3 separate regions of the Homo sapiens genome follow, and all the other regions are linked to region 1. Evidence: read pairs that join two places in POLR2A ChIA-PET (ENCODE). Cell type or tissue: HepG2. All regions are shown on one strand. Region 1 has its middle 71 kb from the start of ADRA2C. Region 2 holds the start of ADRA2C (adrenoceptor alpha 2C). Region 3 overlaps LOC124900651 (a long non-coding RNA gene).

Region 1 (5,000 bases):
TGGATTCTAAACGGAAGAGGAATTATGATGATGACTCTTGAGTCATCCAAAGATTTTCCAGAAGGGGAAGCTGGGTTCAGACCTGAGCAGCTGGGAATAATACTCAATCTTGCACTGCAGAGATGTTCTGGAGGGCATTGGATGTGGCAGCTACAGCTCTGGGCCTGCATCTTGCTGCTATGGCCACCACCATTAATGTCACTGCCCCTTCTAAGGAATTCAGTGTTTTTGTAACTGCTAATGCTGTCAGAATTCATAGCTCCTTCTCCCTGCCACCCTACCCTATCCATATTTCTTGCTCCCGATTTGAAGTCTCAGGATGGAGGCTACCTGGTTTATCTACTCTGATGGAGACAGGCCCTTCCTCCTGCCAAGAGGCACATGGAGGTTGAGACTCTACAATAAATATAAAAAACTATGTGACTTTCCTAAGAGAAAGGGCAAATGTCCACTCCACTTGCCCCAAGAGATGGGCCAACATCAGTCCCTTCTCAGATCCTCTTCCCTGGCCAGGGGCGAGCACCACCTTCAGGGTCTCACTTCCCTTGGCCACAGGTCCATTGGTCTCTCTCCACCCTTCTCTCTGCCTCTTCTTCCTCCTGTCTCTCACACAGGTATCTCTCCCTGGGCTCTCATCTCCTCTCACAGTGCCCATTCTCCCCTGGGGACTCACCACCACCCCTGGCTCCCCTAACTGCCCTATCTTCATTTCTAGCCCTGACCTTTGCCCAGGCCCAAGACTCCCATTTGCTCTGCCTGCTGGGCTCTTCTGTTTAGTCACCTCCCCAGGCACCACCTGAACTCAACCCAGAGCGTGGATCATCTTAGGGCAAGGACTCCCAGGACACTTTTTCCTGCCTCTCCTTGTTAACAGGCAGGAACTAGGCCTCACCACAAGCAGGCCCTCACTTGGTGCTGAGCTAACAGGGACTCCACGCTGCCCTGTGGCCCTGACATGAGAGGTGCTGCACAAGGAACCCTCCCCAGAACAAGGGAGGTGGCTGGGCTGGTGTGGTGGTGGCCATGTAGGCTGCCCTCCTAGAGGCCCTGGCAAGGCACCACCTGCAGTCATGAGGAGGGGACATCTATGGTGTGAGGAACTGAAATTGATGACACTTGTATCAGGCACAGCCATGAACTCACCCTTGGATACTGCTGGCTGCCAGGTGCACCCAGGACATGCCTGGACCCCTGAACCTGCGAGGGGGAAACTGTGAACTCCACACTATTGCCTGGCCAGTGGGACCCAGGGAGGCTCTCTGCCACAGCAGACATGGAAACTGCAGCTGTGTGAGAGGCTGGCGGTACAACCTCACGGTGCAGGGACTTACCCCCATCCCCCTCAGATGAACTTTGTGCAACAGGAGGCAGAAGACAAGGGGTTCTTTGCCCTCCTCCCTCATGGACTAGCCAAGAAGTCCTGCATGACCAGGCAGAGAGCCAGACCAGCTTGTCAACCTGCCCCTTCACTTGCTTTCTGTCCCCTCTTCCCTCTGTCCCTCACTCTTGCTGCCTTGGGACTGCACTCACCTAAAGCTCTGGCAGGGAAATGTGGCCTTGGCATAGGAGGCAGACTTAGGGTGGCTCCCATGACCCTGTCTCCTGCTGTCCGTACCCATGAGTGTGGGTGAGACCTGCAGCTCACCACTGATAGAGGATGGCAAAGCAGATGGCAGTATCCATGGCCACGTGCCATCCCATGAGATGCCATCTGTCTATCACATGCCATAGGGACCCTCCTCTCTGGCTTGACAGCCTCCATGGCCTTGCTAGGGAGGTCCAGTGACAGCAACTGCAGGAGGCCTCCAGGAGCCAACGAGCAGCTGGAACCTCCAGACTTACAGCTGTGAGGAGCAGATTCTGCAACAACCTGAGAAGTTGGGAAGCTGATTCTTCCCCAGTTGAGCCTCTGATGAAAATGCAGCCTGGCCAGCACCTGTCTGCAGCCTGGGGAGACCCCTATGCAGAGAACCTGGTAAAACAGGGAGGCAGTGAGTGTGTGTGGTTCTGAGCCACTTCATTCATGGTGGCTTGTTACATAGTAGGAAGCTGACACACCAGGTTCTGTTCTCAAGGGAACCTAGACTATGACAACATCCAGCCCCTCTGATCCGGCACTTCATCTCCAGGAAGCCCACATAGCCTCGCATATGTTTCACAGGAAAGAAAATGTATACTCCCCTCCCAAGGAAGGAGGTGAGTGTCGTGACAACGATGAACTGCACATGCTGGAGAGGGAAGCAGCATGGTGGCCCCTGTTTTATAGATAAGGAGGGTGGCTGGTGGCTTGGTAACTTGTCCTGAGCCAGCAGCTGACCCCAGGCACCCGACTCCAGGGCCCAGTCATGAGCCCAGGCCTCTCTAGCCATTAATGTCAGGGATGTTGCCTCGTGCCCCTACCTACCGCAGGCTTAATGTGGGGGATGCTGCCCCATGCCCCTCCCTACTCTGGGCTTAATGTGGGGGGTGCGTGCTGCCCCGTGCCCCTTCCAACCCCAGGCTTAATGTGGGGGACACTACCTCACGTCTTTCCCCATCCTGGGTGGGAGTTTGGGCCCACAGGCACTGTCCTTGACCACACTTCCTCCTTTGGTCACTAAAAAGTTCCGGGTAACTGATCTGTCACTGACTGGAGCCCTGTCCCCATGCTGGGAAGGCCTGCCTCTCCATCCTTATCCATGCCCCCTCAAGACTGTAGAACCAAGAGGACCACATGGGCCTTCCCTGGTGGAGCCTGGATATAGTGGTGGAGGAGGCATTGTGCTGAGGTCTGGGATGGGCACTAGGCGTAATGGGAGGTGCCACAGAAAGGGTGATGCAAGTAACGCTGGGCCATGGTTACAATGGGGGCGAGTCACAGGAATGCAGAACAGAGGGGCACCACCCCGGAAGGGCCACGAGGTGGGTGGGATCAGCAGGGATCAAAGCAACACTGTGGCAGGGCCTGGGGGAGTGTGGCCAGCAGAGATCAAAGCAACACTGTGGGAGGGGGCATGGTCAGTAGGGATCAAAGCAACACCTGGGGAGATGGAGCTTGGTAGGGGGCATGGTCAGCAGGGTTCAAAGCAACACCACAGGAGGCAGAGCCTGGGGGGAGGCGTGGTCAGCAGAGATCAAAGCAACACTGCGGGAGGGAGCATGGTCAGCAGGGATCAAGGCAACATCAGGAGGCAGAGCCTGGGAGGGGGCGTGGTCAGCAGGGATCAAAGCAACACCTCAGGAGGCGGAGCCTGGGAGGGGGCGGGGTCAATGGGGATCAAAGCAAAACTGTGGGAGGTGGGGTTAAGAGGTGGGCGTGGTCAGCAGGGATCAAAGCTATACCGCAGGGGTGGGGTTATGAGGTGGGCGGGGTCAGTGGCCCGGGATGGGGCACGTGTGGTGGTGGGAGGGCTGGAACCCACTCACTGACACAGGCTGGTGAAAATGGAGAGAAAGTTAGAGCTCAGCAAAGTTAGAGCTGAGATGGGGGCGTAGACATTAATATGCTCTTAAAATAAGAACGCCCAGAAGAGGGGACTCATCAGCTGCCTGCTTCCAGATGTCAAAGCCTGGTTATTTTTAAGGCAACACCATCAAAGCAAAGCGTGCTGGAGCCGTGGGGAGGCGGCTGTCGCTCAGCAGCAAGGGGCTCAGGGAGGTTGGGGGAAACGGTGCTGCCCAGGAGATGCCCTCAGGGCAGTGCCCACCGCTGTCGGGTCACCTGGAGGGCTGGGGGCACCCAGGGTGGGAGTCCCAAGCCCCCATTTCCAGGCCAGTTCCATGCTAGGCAGCCTGGACGAGGGTGAGTGGCCCTGCCTGCCTGCACTCCCTCCTCCAAAACGGCCAGGCTCTTCTCACCCTGAGGCCATACCGGGCCATTGTGAAAACAGCAGCAGCAGCTGTGGGCCCGCTGGGAGCCGGGCTCTGCACGTTGCAATGTTCTTTCAAGTCTCACAGCAGCATAGGAGGGAGGTACGGAGCCATTCCGAACCGTGGTTTCCTCGTCTGGAAAGGGGAACAGCAACAGCGACTTCCTTGGAGGGTAGTGGTGAGGGTTAAACAGGCAGCATGCACACGGGGGTACTCAGAACCCCAACAGGTGCAGCGGGCAGACACTGCTGTTCTCAGTGATTATCGCCTCCTTTTGCATGTGAAAAAACAAGGCGCAGAGAGGCTGAGCTGCCCAAGGCCCAAGGCCCAAGGCCACAGAGCTGGGTTTGATCTGGAGGCTGATTTGGAGCTGGCACCCCCATAACTACTGCTGCGGTGCCAGCAGAGTGACAGGAGATGAGTCTCTGTAGCAGGTGTCTTCCAGCTCAGCCTGTGTTTGGTGTAACGTCTCTTCTGAGAGTGTTGGAAGCTGCAGGTTTGGGATAAGTTGGGGTCTTGCTCAGTGTCCCTGGCTGTGAGATCCCTGTTCCTGCACGGTCCCACCAGGAAAGTCGGTGGACAGGTAGATGTGATAGTGTCTGGCCTGGTGGCTCCTGGTGGGGCCAGGTCCCCTCCAGGTGTGGAGCCTGCCAGCCAGGCTCTGGCCAGTCCGGTCCCCAGGAGGCCCAGGAGGCCCACTTCTTGCTTTGTCCCTCTGGTTTTGACAGTCTCCCACTCTAGGGCCGCCTGCTGCTCCCCAGGCAGGTCTCGGGCTGCAGGTGCCATCCTCAGATGCTTGTGTCTGGGGCCTCATGGGGGCACCCTGGCGCTAGTTCAGGGGCAAATGTCTGTGACTTTTGTGTTTTGCTGACTACACACCCTGACTCCACACCCTGTCCATTCGGAAGCACTACAGCGCCCTGTCACCTCCACCTCATCCTGGTAAGTCCTTGTTTAGATACAAAGGGACACAGGGAGGCGGCTCCTGGAACTTCACACAGACACCTGTCACCGGAAAGGGGAAGGCTGGGCCGAGGGTCGGGTGGTCTCTGGTGCAGCTATAGCCAGCTGTCTCCCTCTGTCTCTCCCCGCTTCCTCTCTCCCCTCCTTCCTTTCTCCCCTCCTTCCTCTCTCCCCTACTCTCCCTCTCT
Region 2 (5,000 bases), 72 kb after region 1:
TGAAGAGCGGGCCGGGCACCTGGCAGGCCTCGCGGCAGATGCCGTACAGGCTGTAGCTGAAGAAGAAGGGGAACCAGCAGAGCACGAACACGCCCATGACCACAGCCAGCACAAAGGTGAAGCGCTTCTCGCGCGCCTGGGCCACCTTGCGGCGGCACACGCTGCTGCGCGCCCGGCGCCGGCGCGACAGGAAGAACTCGACGGAGCGCGAGCTGGCGCGCGACAGGCGGCCACCGGGCCCCGGGGACCTGGAGGCGGTCAGCGCCCCCGACTCAGCCGCCCCCGGCCCCGCCCCCTGCCCGTCCGCACCGCCCGCGCCCCCCTCCGCGCCCGCTCGCCGCCGCCCGCCCCGCCGCAACGCGCCCCGGCGCCGCCGCCTCTCGGCCGCTGCGCTGCTCTCGTCCGGCTCCACGTCGGCGGGCGGGGGCGCGCAGTGCCCGTTCTCGCCTGCGCCTGCCGCCGCGCCCAGCCCGTTTTCGGTAGTCGGGGACGCACCGTCGGGGCCCACGGGGGCGCGCTTCTCGCTGAGCGTGCGCGTGCGCAGCTTGGCCACTCGGTAGATGCGCGCGTAGACCAGGCCCATGATGAGGCAGGGCGCGAAGAAGGAGCCGATGCAGGAGGACAGGATGTACCAGGTCTCGTCGTTGAGGCCGCACTGCGGGTAGGCGGCGCCGTCGGGCTGGCGGTAGAGCGAGACCAGCGGCGGGAAGGAGATGACGGCCGAGATGAGCCACACGGCCACGATGGTGGCCTTGACGCGGCGTGGTGTGCGCTTCAGGTTGTACTCGACGGCCTGCGTCACCGACCAGTAGCGGTCCAGGCTGATGGCACACAGATGCACGATCGACGAGGTGCAAAACAGCACATCGAGCGCCAGGTACACGCCGCACCACACCTGCCCGAAGTACCAGTAGGCCATGAGCTCGTTGGCCAACGAGAAGGGCATGACCAGCGTGGCCACCAGGATGTCGGCCGAGGCCAGCGACACCAGGAAGAGGTTCTGTGGCGCGCGCAGCGCCCGGCTGGTCAGCACGGCGATCACCACCAGCACGTTGCCCACCACGGTGAAGACGATGAGGAAGCCCACCACGGCAGCCAGCCCTGCCACCGCGCCCGCCGAGTACTGGCCGCGCGGCGGCCCCCAGGAAGCCCCCGAGGCATTGGCAACCCCGCCGCTGCCCCTCTCGCCCGCGCCGCTCGCATTGGGGCCCGCCGCTGCCGCCACCGCCAGCGCCGCCGCCAGCGCCGGGGACGCCATGGTCCTCCCGCGAGCTACGCCGTCCCTCCTGGAGCCGGGGCGCAGCCGCGGCAGCTCGGGCGCCCCCCAGCCGGGGTCGGCGCCCGCATCGCCGCCTGCTGCTCGGGCGCGCCCGCCGGGGACCGCGGCGCCCAGCAGCCGGCCCTCGGCCGTGGTGGCTCCGCGGGCGGCGCGCCGGAGAGCGTGGCTGCCGGGCTCCCCGCAGCTGCCGAGCGTGTAAGTGCAGAGCAGGAGGCGCCCGGAGCGAGCGGCGACGCGGCTGCGGGGGGAGGGGGGCAGGTCCCGGGGTCCTCGCGCGGCCCCGCCCTCGGCCCGGCTCACGGGGAGCGCCCCGGCGTCGAGCCCACGGCGACGCGGCGCCCGAGCGGGCGTGCCTGAGCGGCCCCGCGGTCCCGGAGCCCAGCCGGGGCGCAGGCGACAGGCGGCGGCGGCCCGGGCGCTCCGCCTCCCATCCGGCCGGCTAGGGCTCGGCGCGCCGGGGCGCCGGCCGCCGCTCCTCCGGGCCCCCGCGCCCGCGCGCTCCCTCCGTCTCCAACTTTACTTTCCCGGGCGGGGCGCCGGCGCCGCCGCGAGTCCTCCGGCTGCTCCCGGGCGCGGGCGCCCCCCGCGGTCCACGCTTGGCCGTGCGGCCGCCGCCTCGCTCGCCGGAGCTGCGCCGCCGCCGCCGCCGCCGCCCTGCGCTGGGCGCGAGTGCGGCCGCCTGCGATCGGCTTCCAACTTGGGTCGAGTTGCGCAGCGGGGCGGGCGCGCGGGGCGGGGCGGGCCGCGGGCCCTGGGGAGCTGGCCGGGAACCGGAGCCCGCGGCCGCCTGGTCGAACCTGCCCGCGCGGCGCCGGGGAGGAGTCCGGGGCGGCGGCGCGGGGCGCGCGCTCGGCGAGGGCGCCCCCTCCAGGGCCGCCTGCAGCCTGCGGGACGGGGCCGAGCGGCGGCCGGCCTGGGTGGTGAGTTCCAGAAGCTGCTCTTTCTAAGACTGGAGCCTCCTTCGCCTCCCCCGGCGCAGGCATGGGCGCAGGCGGGGGCGCGCACACGCGCGCGCGCAGCACGGGCGGCTCGGGGTCCATGGCCTGATGGCAGAGCAACCTCTCGCAGCCTGGGGGAGGACGCGACGCTACCTGCGTGCGCACAGGTCCTGCCGAGCTCAGGGTCCGGACCAGATCCTGGATCGGCGCTCCCCGTCAGAGCCACCTCCGCACCCACCCCGGCCTCAGTTCCCTCGGCCCACTTCCCAGCGCTGCTGGAGCATGAATCATAACTAACGGCGGTGTCTGTGGAAGCCCTGGGCAAGCTCCCAAGCTCTGCACCCATGTTAGCAGTGATTGAAGTTTAATCCTTAGGCTCTCAGGCCCTGCTTTTAAAGGATGGAGAGGTGTTCAAAGTCACCACCTCTGACAAACACCCAGAACGGAGCTGCCTGGATGATGGAGCTTTTTGCAAGGGTGGGCTCAGGGGAGAGCGGCCGTTGAGGTAGCCCCCGTGCACCCTCGCCCCCGTCCGCGCACCTCCATTCTGCAGATGTGCACTGCCACGTGCACTGCCACTCTGTGGCCCATGTTGGGTGCTGGCTTCTGCCTCCAGGCAGCCTGGGGTCTGTGGGAGAGGGACTTCCAGGGACGAGGTGATCCAGGAGGAGAGCTGGAGTTCTCAGGCCTGACGTTTCTCTGCTAGGACCGAAGGGACGACCCTTCTCCCAAACGTCCAGAAACGAACCCCAGCTGGCTGGCCTCTCCCTGCATGGGCCCGCAGGAGAGAGGGAGGGAAGGTCTGTCCATCCTGTGGCTAGAACCGGCGGGGAAGGGGCGCTTCTGAGTGCCCGGGAGGTCATCATGAAGAGCGGCTGGAGTGACTGCCCTACCCCCGGGATGCCTATCCATGCCCGTGGCCTGGGGCAGCTTCTCTCTGAGCTCCTGAAGGGCGCCAGCTTTAGCCTCAGAGCCTGTCGTGTTCTCTGCTGCTCAGCCCTACTGGGGAGCATGTCTGTCTCCGCAGAGACACTGCCAGGAGCTACGGCTTCGTTCTTCACCATGTTTGTCACCAGCAGGGCCTGCATTGGGGGTGTGGAGGCCGAGCCAGGGCCCGGCAGAAAGCAAATATTTCAGATGATGGGCCTGCCAAGCAGGGGCGCACGTTGGAGCCAAAGCCTTCTGTGCCAGTCCTGTGCTAGTCTAGGGCACATATGCCCTTCGGGGAGGCAACAGGCCATGGCTGTCCTGTGGGAGGTGTGTGACCTGGGGATGGTGGAGGGTCACCATCCTTACTAAAGGCCCTCCTGGTTCTGGTTGCCTAAAAGGTGCCACCTGTCCAGGGCACCTGGAGGTGCATTTTTCAGGGAAGCCCACACACACCTGCTTCCTTCATGGTCGGCCCGCTGGAGCCCTTGTCTCTATTGAGCCCTCTGCGATGGCAGAGAGTGAGGGGGGCCTGGCCTCAGTTGAGGTGCTCACCATCTGTGGGTGGATGGGGCCACCCACTGAGGTGAATGCGCTGACAACCATCAGTGCCCTGGGGCTCCTCCCCCAGCCTGGGAGCGGGGTTGTCAAGGAAGCCTTCCTGGAGGAGGTGACCAAACTGTGCTTAGAGAGTGAGGAGGTGTTATGAGGAAGGGGGAGGCCTCTGTAGGCTGTCCTTCTTCCAGTGGGAGTGGGCTTTGTACTGGGGGCGTGGGGAGACAGGAGGACTAGGAAAGAGCAGTGGCAGGGGCCAGATGCAGGCTTTGGAGAAGGTCTCTCTCCCTCGGCATCAGCGTGCCTCCCACCCCCATCCTGAAGGGCTCTCTTTTTGAGAAGTGCTTTGGGGGATGCGCAGGGGCATGGGGATCTATCTAGGATCCTGGCTCCTATGTTCCCAAGAGATGGCAGCCCAGGCACGGGAATTTGGAGGGAAAAGGACACGGAGCACCTGGGGCCCTGAGCCAGATGAGCCTCCCACTGCCCAGGAGGGCTGAAGGCAGGGGCCACTCACAGGCCAGGCTGAGGGCATCTGGAGTGCCTGGCCAGTGAGCGGCCCAGGCCCTTGGGGATGGCAGCCAACAGGCTGACATGCTGCTGGCAACACCTCCTGGCATGACCAGGGAGGGGTCAGAAGGGTCCACTCCAGGGCCTGGATGGAGCCAAGGGCAAAAAGCTGGGGCCTGGAGTCATTAGGAGGAGCGAAGCCCTGGGCCATGCATAGGGGTTGCATTGCACGCAGGCCTGCCTGTGGTGGGAGGGCCCGGGACCGCAGCTGTTTGCAAGGAAGCTGGAGAGGACTCTTCCCCCAGACCTTGAAATTAGGCTTGAGGAACTGCTCCGGATTGTCCGTAACAAGCAGAACAGCACGTACCCAGCAAGACTTCCTGTCCTGACGAGGCACGACGCGAGCTGGCACGACCAGGAGGGGCGAGGAAGGAGGGTGCTGGGGGAGTCAGGCTGCACTGGCGGGGGTTGTGGGGGCTGTCTGTGTGTACGTGTGCAGGGGAGTACATGGCAGAAGTGGGCATATTTCAGAGGGGAAACCTACAGGTGTTTCCTAGAACTGAGAACCTAGAAGTGGCACGTCCTGGAGCTGCAGAGGCGAACCTGCCTGTATCTCACCCATGATGCGTGGGGCCTAGGAGGACAGGGTTGGTCCAGCAGGGCCATACAGCCATGGGACATTGGGCCCTGGCTGCTGTGCCGGAGAGAGCTGGGTGCCTGCCTGGGATGCCGCGCTCTAGGCTTCGTGAGCAGCCTCAGCTCGGGTGGAGGGGAGTTTGGCTCCTTGAGCC
Region 3 (5,000 bases), 52 kb after region 1:
TCCCCAGACAGCAGGCCCATTGTCCAGGGCTGTGTCCGCCCTGCCCCAGGGCGCGGCCTTCAGGGACTGCCCCCGAGGCCTCTTTCATCTTCAAGTCTCCAGGACCACAAGGGAAGTCTTGATGAGGCAAAACTGAAGAAGAGTTAAAAGCTTGTGTCTGCACAGAAAGCTGCACTCAGCTTTATAGCAGCTTTATTAGTGATTGTCAAAACTTGGAAGCAACCACGATGTCCTTCAGCATGTGAGTGGATAAACAAACTGTGCTACATCCCGATAATCGAACATTATTCATGCGCTTTCAAGCCATGAAGACACACGAGGAGCCCTAAACGTATGTTGCTAAGTGAAAAGAGCAAGTCTGAAGAGGCCACACTGCAGGATTCCAACTAGGGGACATTCTGGAAAAGGCAGCACTGTGGAGACTTCGGTAGCACTATGGTAAAAAGATCAGCGGTTGCCAGAGGGGAGGGGGAGGGAGGGGTGAGTCAGCAGAGCCCCACGGGGGACAGTGATGTTTAGGGCAGTGTCACTGCTCTGCACGGTATTATAATAGTGGATGCATGCTACTATATATGTGTCCAGACCCAGAGAATATCCAACACCAAAATCAACCCTAATGTGAACTGTGGGCTTCGGTTAATGACGCCACATCAGTATCGGCTCATCAGCTGGTACCTCCTCAGTACCAGATGCTCGACATGAGGGAAACGGGGGCACATAGGAACCCTCTCTATGATTTTCTCATTTTTTTTCCTTTTTCTGTAAACCTAAACCTTCTTAAGACATAAAGTTCATCATTAATTAAAACATGCAAAAGCTGGTTGGTAAAGACACGAGGTTTTTGCTGCTCTTGAGCATCAATCGGTTTGCGTGTAGCCAGGCAGAAAGTGGCCTGGGGTGAAGCTGGCCTGGTCCCCTGCCTCTGGGTCCAGCCCCCAATTTCCCGCGAGTTTGTGGGGAGGCTGCTTCCAGTGCGTATGTGCTCCAGGTGGGAGGAGGCCAGCTGGGCCTCCAGGCATCTCAGCTTGCTTGGTCAAGGCTGCAGGAGGCTCCTTCCCTCCCTGGGGCTCTCTCCTGAGGGCAGGCAGCTCTCTCCCACTCTGCAGGGATGGTGCAAAAAAGGCTTGGGCCCTACTTGTGGAGCCCCGCCTACCCTCCTCTTTCTCTCTCTGCTTGGATGTTCAGAAACCCACTTTCCAGGAGGGACCTGGCACACAGCACTGCAGCGATGGAAACAGGCCAGGGAGTGGTTGTGAGATGGAAGAGCTGAACCTTTGCCCCCAGCACTGATTGGCTGGCAGCCTTGGCTGCAGCCAGGCCTGGCACAGTGAAAATGCAGAAGGCTGTCCAGGCAGCACCAGCAGGTGGCCACTCAGCTCTGTGCCCAGCACGTCGCCAGCCCTCTTTGTGGCCCTGGGCTGCCAGCCTGGGTCTGCGTGGCCTCTGCTTCTCCCGGGGAAGGGAGCGGCTGCCTGAACAGCAGCATTGCATTTCTCGGCACTGCAGATGACACCAACCTGCAGGAGGCCCCATCTGTGCTCAGGGCTCCCAAAATTCTCTCTGGGCTGGACTTCTCTCCGAGCTTCACACTCAAAGCTCAAGAAGCCTCCTCGCCTTTCTCCCAAGTCCACCCCCTCCTGCAGGAGTCCGGTCATTAGCCTGGGGTTGGGGGGCAGTCTCCATCTCTGTCTTTTCCCTTTCCCTTCCATCCCACCCTCCATAGAGTCCTATTCATAGAGCACAGGGATCATGGCTGGCCCTGGCTGCCCCTCCTCAGCCCTGAGCATGACCATCGCTTTGTGGGAGCTCAATCCATAACCACATTATGGCCAGGTGCATGGCTCATGCCTGTAATCCCAGCACTGTCATCCCAGTACTTTGGGAGGCCGAAGCAGGAGGATTCCAGGAGCCCAGAGGCTGGAGACCAGCCTGGGCAACATGGTGCAACCCTATCTCTACCAAAAAAATATAAAAATTAGCCCGCATGGTTGCACATGCCTACGGTCCCAGCTACTCAGGAGGCTGAGGTAGGAGGAGGGTCGCTTGAGCCTGGAAGGTTGAGGCTGCAGTGAATCCTGATAGTACCACTGCACCCCAGCCTGGGCAAAAAAAACAGACCCTGTCTCTAAATAAATAAATAACTGAATTGGGCACCTGGGCAAAAGTGAATGCCATAGCCACTTGCAGCGACCTGGGTTACTGCTGGGGGAGTGGTCCTCACATGCCTGCTCAGGCTGATGAGACAGGACCCCACACTCATCGAGTGGGACCCGCAAGTGTCGCTGCCTCCCTGGCTTTGCTGATGAGACCACAGAGTTGCCGGGGTGCTCATATCCAAGACAGAAGCAGGGCTGGCCCCGCCCCCGGCTCCCCCACCAAACCTCTGGAAATTGCACCAAGGCCCAGGTGGGTGAATCCCAGTGAACCGAGAATCAGGCCCAAGCAGCTTGGCATCAACCCCAAATCCCGCCTACTCAGGGCCTCAGTTTCCCCATCTGCAAAGTGGTGCTGTCCTCGCCCCAGCCGATCATGCTCCAAATTCGCAGCTGCTGGAGAACTCTCTAGAGGAGAAGGAACAGCTGAGACACAGCTAAAGCAATACTGGCGTTCACCACAGAAAGAGCAGGTTCCATCCACGGAACTTTCTGGAATCCACATGAGTGAGGCCTGCCTGAGAAGCACGTGCAGGATTGGGGTCTCACCCCTGTGACAGTGCAGGACCCAAGTTGGGCCTATGCGGAGGTTCCCAGCGCCTTGGACTTGGTGCTGAGCTCTGAGCCGGAGCCCGAACCACATTTCCTCTTTGAAGGTTTGCTAGAAATCTCAAAGGTCAGCTGTTCTCATGTTTCCAGAATTTATTGATTTTGTCTGGGCTGGAAAGGCAACAAAAAGGCTTTTATTGCTGTTTCTGTGGCTGCACTGGGGAGCGGGGAGAGGATGCACTGCCCCCTGCACCTGTCCCAGGGGCCCGTCGGCCAACATTCAGGCCCCGAGGGGCCCCCATCGCCTGTCCCAGACTCACCCCACCTCACCCGACCGGCCTGTCCTATTGCGTGTCCTCACATGCCTGTGCCAGCTGATGAGACAAGCCCCCACACGCATGGAGCAGCACCTGTGTCACTGCCTCCCTGGCTTTGCTGATGAGGTGATGGAGTCACTGGGAAGGGCGCATCCAAGCCAGAAGGAAGGCTGGCCCCGCCCCCAGCTCCCCCACCAAGCCCCTCCCCACCCCAAGGCTCCGGGGAGTCCAGCTCAGCCTCCTGGAATGAGAGGAGACTCAGGGGCACTCCGAGTGCCTCTGAGAAGGGGACAGCCTGTGACAAGGGTGGGAGAGGCAGAGACGAGAAAAGGAAGGCGAGGGCATGGGCAGGCCGGGCGCAGGGAGCTCTGAGGGAAGCTGGTGCACTGCTGGCCACCGCCTGAACTATCATTCATTCCCTCACTCATTCATTCTTCACTCACGCATCGCTCCAACCTCCTGGACTGAATTCCCCCTTGTGTGCCCAGCCCCGGCTGATGCTGTCCACCCCGGGAACCGTCAGCCCAGGGCAGCTGTCCGGGAGCCCCTGATCCATCACGGGATCAAGTGCTCCAGGTCCGTGCCTTAGGAAGCCAGGGCCCATCCTTCATGCAGCGGGCAGGCTGCACCCGCAGTGTATTCTAGGCTTAGGATCCTATTCTAGGCGGGTGTAAGGAGGCATTGCCTTGGGCCAGCTGGGTGGGGTCCCTCTTCACCCCCGCCCCGGGGCTGTGCTTGCTCGGGTTGTTCCGATTCTCACCGCCCAGGGCTGGGAGGCGCTGCAGACTGTGCGTGGGCGTCTTACAGGCTAGTGAAGCAGCAGTGTTCACATCCTACCTGGACAGGTCCCCTCGACCCCCAAGCCTTGCTCCTCTCCTATAAAATGGGGGTGCTTCAGTCCCCACCCTCGCCGAGCGCTGCTCTGGGGCCGCTGAGAGGCTGATCCCCTTGAGCTGCCATATATTAGACATGCACCACCAGCTGCTGCCATCATGCCGGGTACGTGGCCCTCCCCACGGAGGACAGAGGACCCTCACTGTGGCTGCCGTGGGGACCTGTGCGGAGGAAGCTGGAGGCTGAGGGGCTCACCCCAGGGCTGCTTTTCCCAGGGGGTCCCAGCTTGGTCCCAGCTCCCTGCATGGGTGGCCTTTGTCTCAGCTGCCACCTGTGACTGAGGCTCCTCCCACCCAATTCCTTTCTCCTTTAGGAGTGTCAAACCTGCATCATGGTCTTGTCACAGCCAAGCCAGCCCTGAGCTCCATCCCCTGAAAGGGCAGCCCCTCCGCAAGCCCCTTCCTCCCTCCCAGCCCTGGCACAGGGCCTGGCATGTAGCAGGTGCTCAGTAAACACTCATAGGTGGAGACAGCAGGACAGACGGGAGCTCTGAGTCTCCTCCCCTGCAGTCTTGGTGATGAGCCCCTGCAATGAAGGGGGGCTGCACTGGGAAGTAGTGAGCATCCCATCATCAGAGGCATGCAAGAGGACCAGGATACCCATTTGAGGGAGACTTTGTAGGCACAAGGGTGAAACATGAATCAGCACAAAGTATGGCTTCTGAAAACTTCTTTCTTGCCTCAAAACAACAATAAAGCCCTATGCTGGGCGCTCCAAGCTCCATGGGAACGCTGCAGGTTGAGCAAGTGATTTGGAAACATCGCAGTCAACAAAGCTGCCGTCTCCCGGTGCGCCCCTTCTCGCTGGGTTCTAAATGAAAGCTGTTCATTAGGGCGACAGGTTTACCATCTTGCAATGAGAATTGCTGGGAGGTTTTTCCCCCTGAGGAGGAGAAATCATGTTTGAGTAGCGAGCACAGTTGCAGGGGACAATGTTTTCGTGGCTGTGGCTGTGGGAAGAGCTTTATTTGGGGATTTTTCCTCTCCGTGTCAGCAGCACAGGAGAAAATGACTCCAGTGAGCTTCGCTGCTGCAGTTTTATGGCACCGCCAGGACGCTGGGTCTGAAATTGTGCCCATTGCTCAGAG

Evidence for each region. ChIA-PET counts read pairs that join two places held together with the same protein. Peaks named below come from ENCODE experiments on the same cell type or tissue, not always from the same donor. Only the 100,000 strongest peaks of a DNase experiment are listed, where the experiment ranks them.
Region 2: POLR2A ChIA-PET joins it to region 1 with 34 read pairs; 4 of 35 experiments call an interaction of 5 or more read pairs at or near these places.
Region 3: POLR2A ChIA-PET joins it to region 1 with 55 read pairs; 2 of 35 experiments call an interaction of 5 or more read pairs at or near these places.

Annotation. Positions count from the first base shown.
Region 1 is chr4:3,835,087-3,840,086 of GRCh38, reverse strand. No RefSeq gene overlaps it. Among named protein-coding and RNA genes, the nearest start is that of ADRA2C, 71 kb to the right of the region's middle. RefSeq lists an enhancer at 2,652-3,320. In HepG2, a CTCF peak has its summit at 4,688 (motif pointing right); DNase peaks (open chromatin) are centred at 2,996 and 4,736.
Region 2 is chr4:3,762,865-3,767,864 of GRCh38, reverse strand. It overlaps ADRA2C (adrenoceptor alpha 2C), which reads right to left and starts at 1,480. Exons shown (of 1, transcript NM_000683.4): 1 at 1-1,480. The coding sequence starts at 1,258. In HepG2, CTCF peaks have their summits at 1,452, 1,835 (motif pointing left) and 2,138 (motif pointing left); a DNase peak (open chromatin) is centred at 2,184; H3K4me3 peaks cover 1,457 bases.
Region 3 is chr4:3,782,731-3,787,730 of GRCh38, reverse strand. It overlaps LOC124900651 (a long non-coding RNA gene), which reads right to left. Exons shown (of 2, transcript XR_007057997.1): 2 at 4,568-5,000. Among named protein-coding and RNA genes, the nearest start is that of ADRA2C, 19 kb to the right of the region's middle. In HepG2, CTCF peaks have their summits at 1,351, 2,940 and 3,791; DNase peaks (open chromatin) are centred at 1,280, 2,880 and 4,613.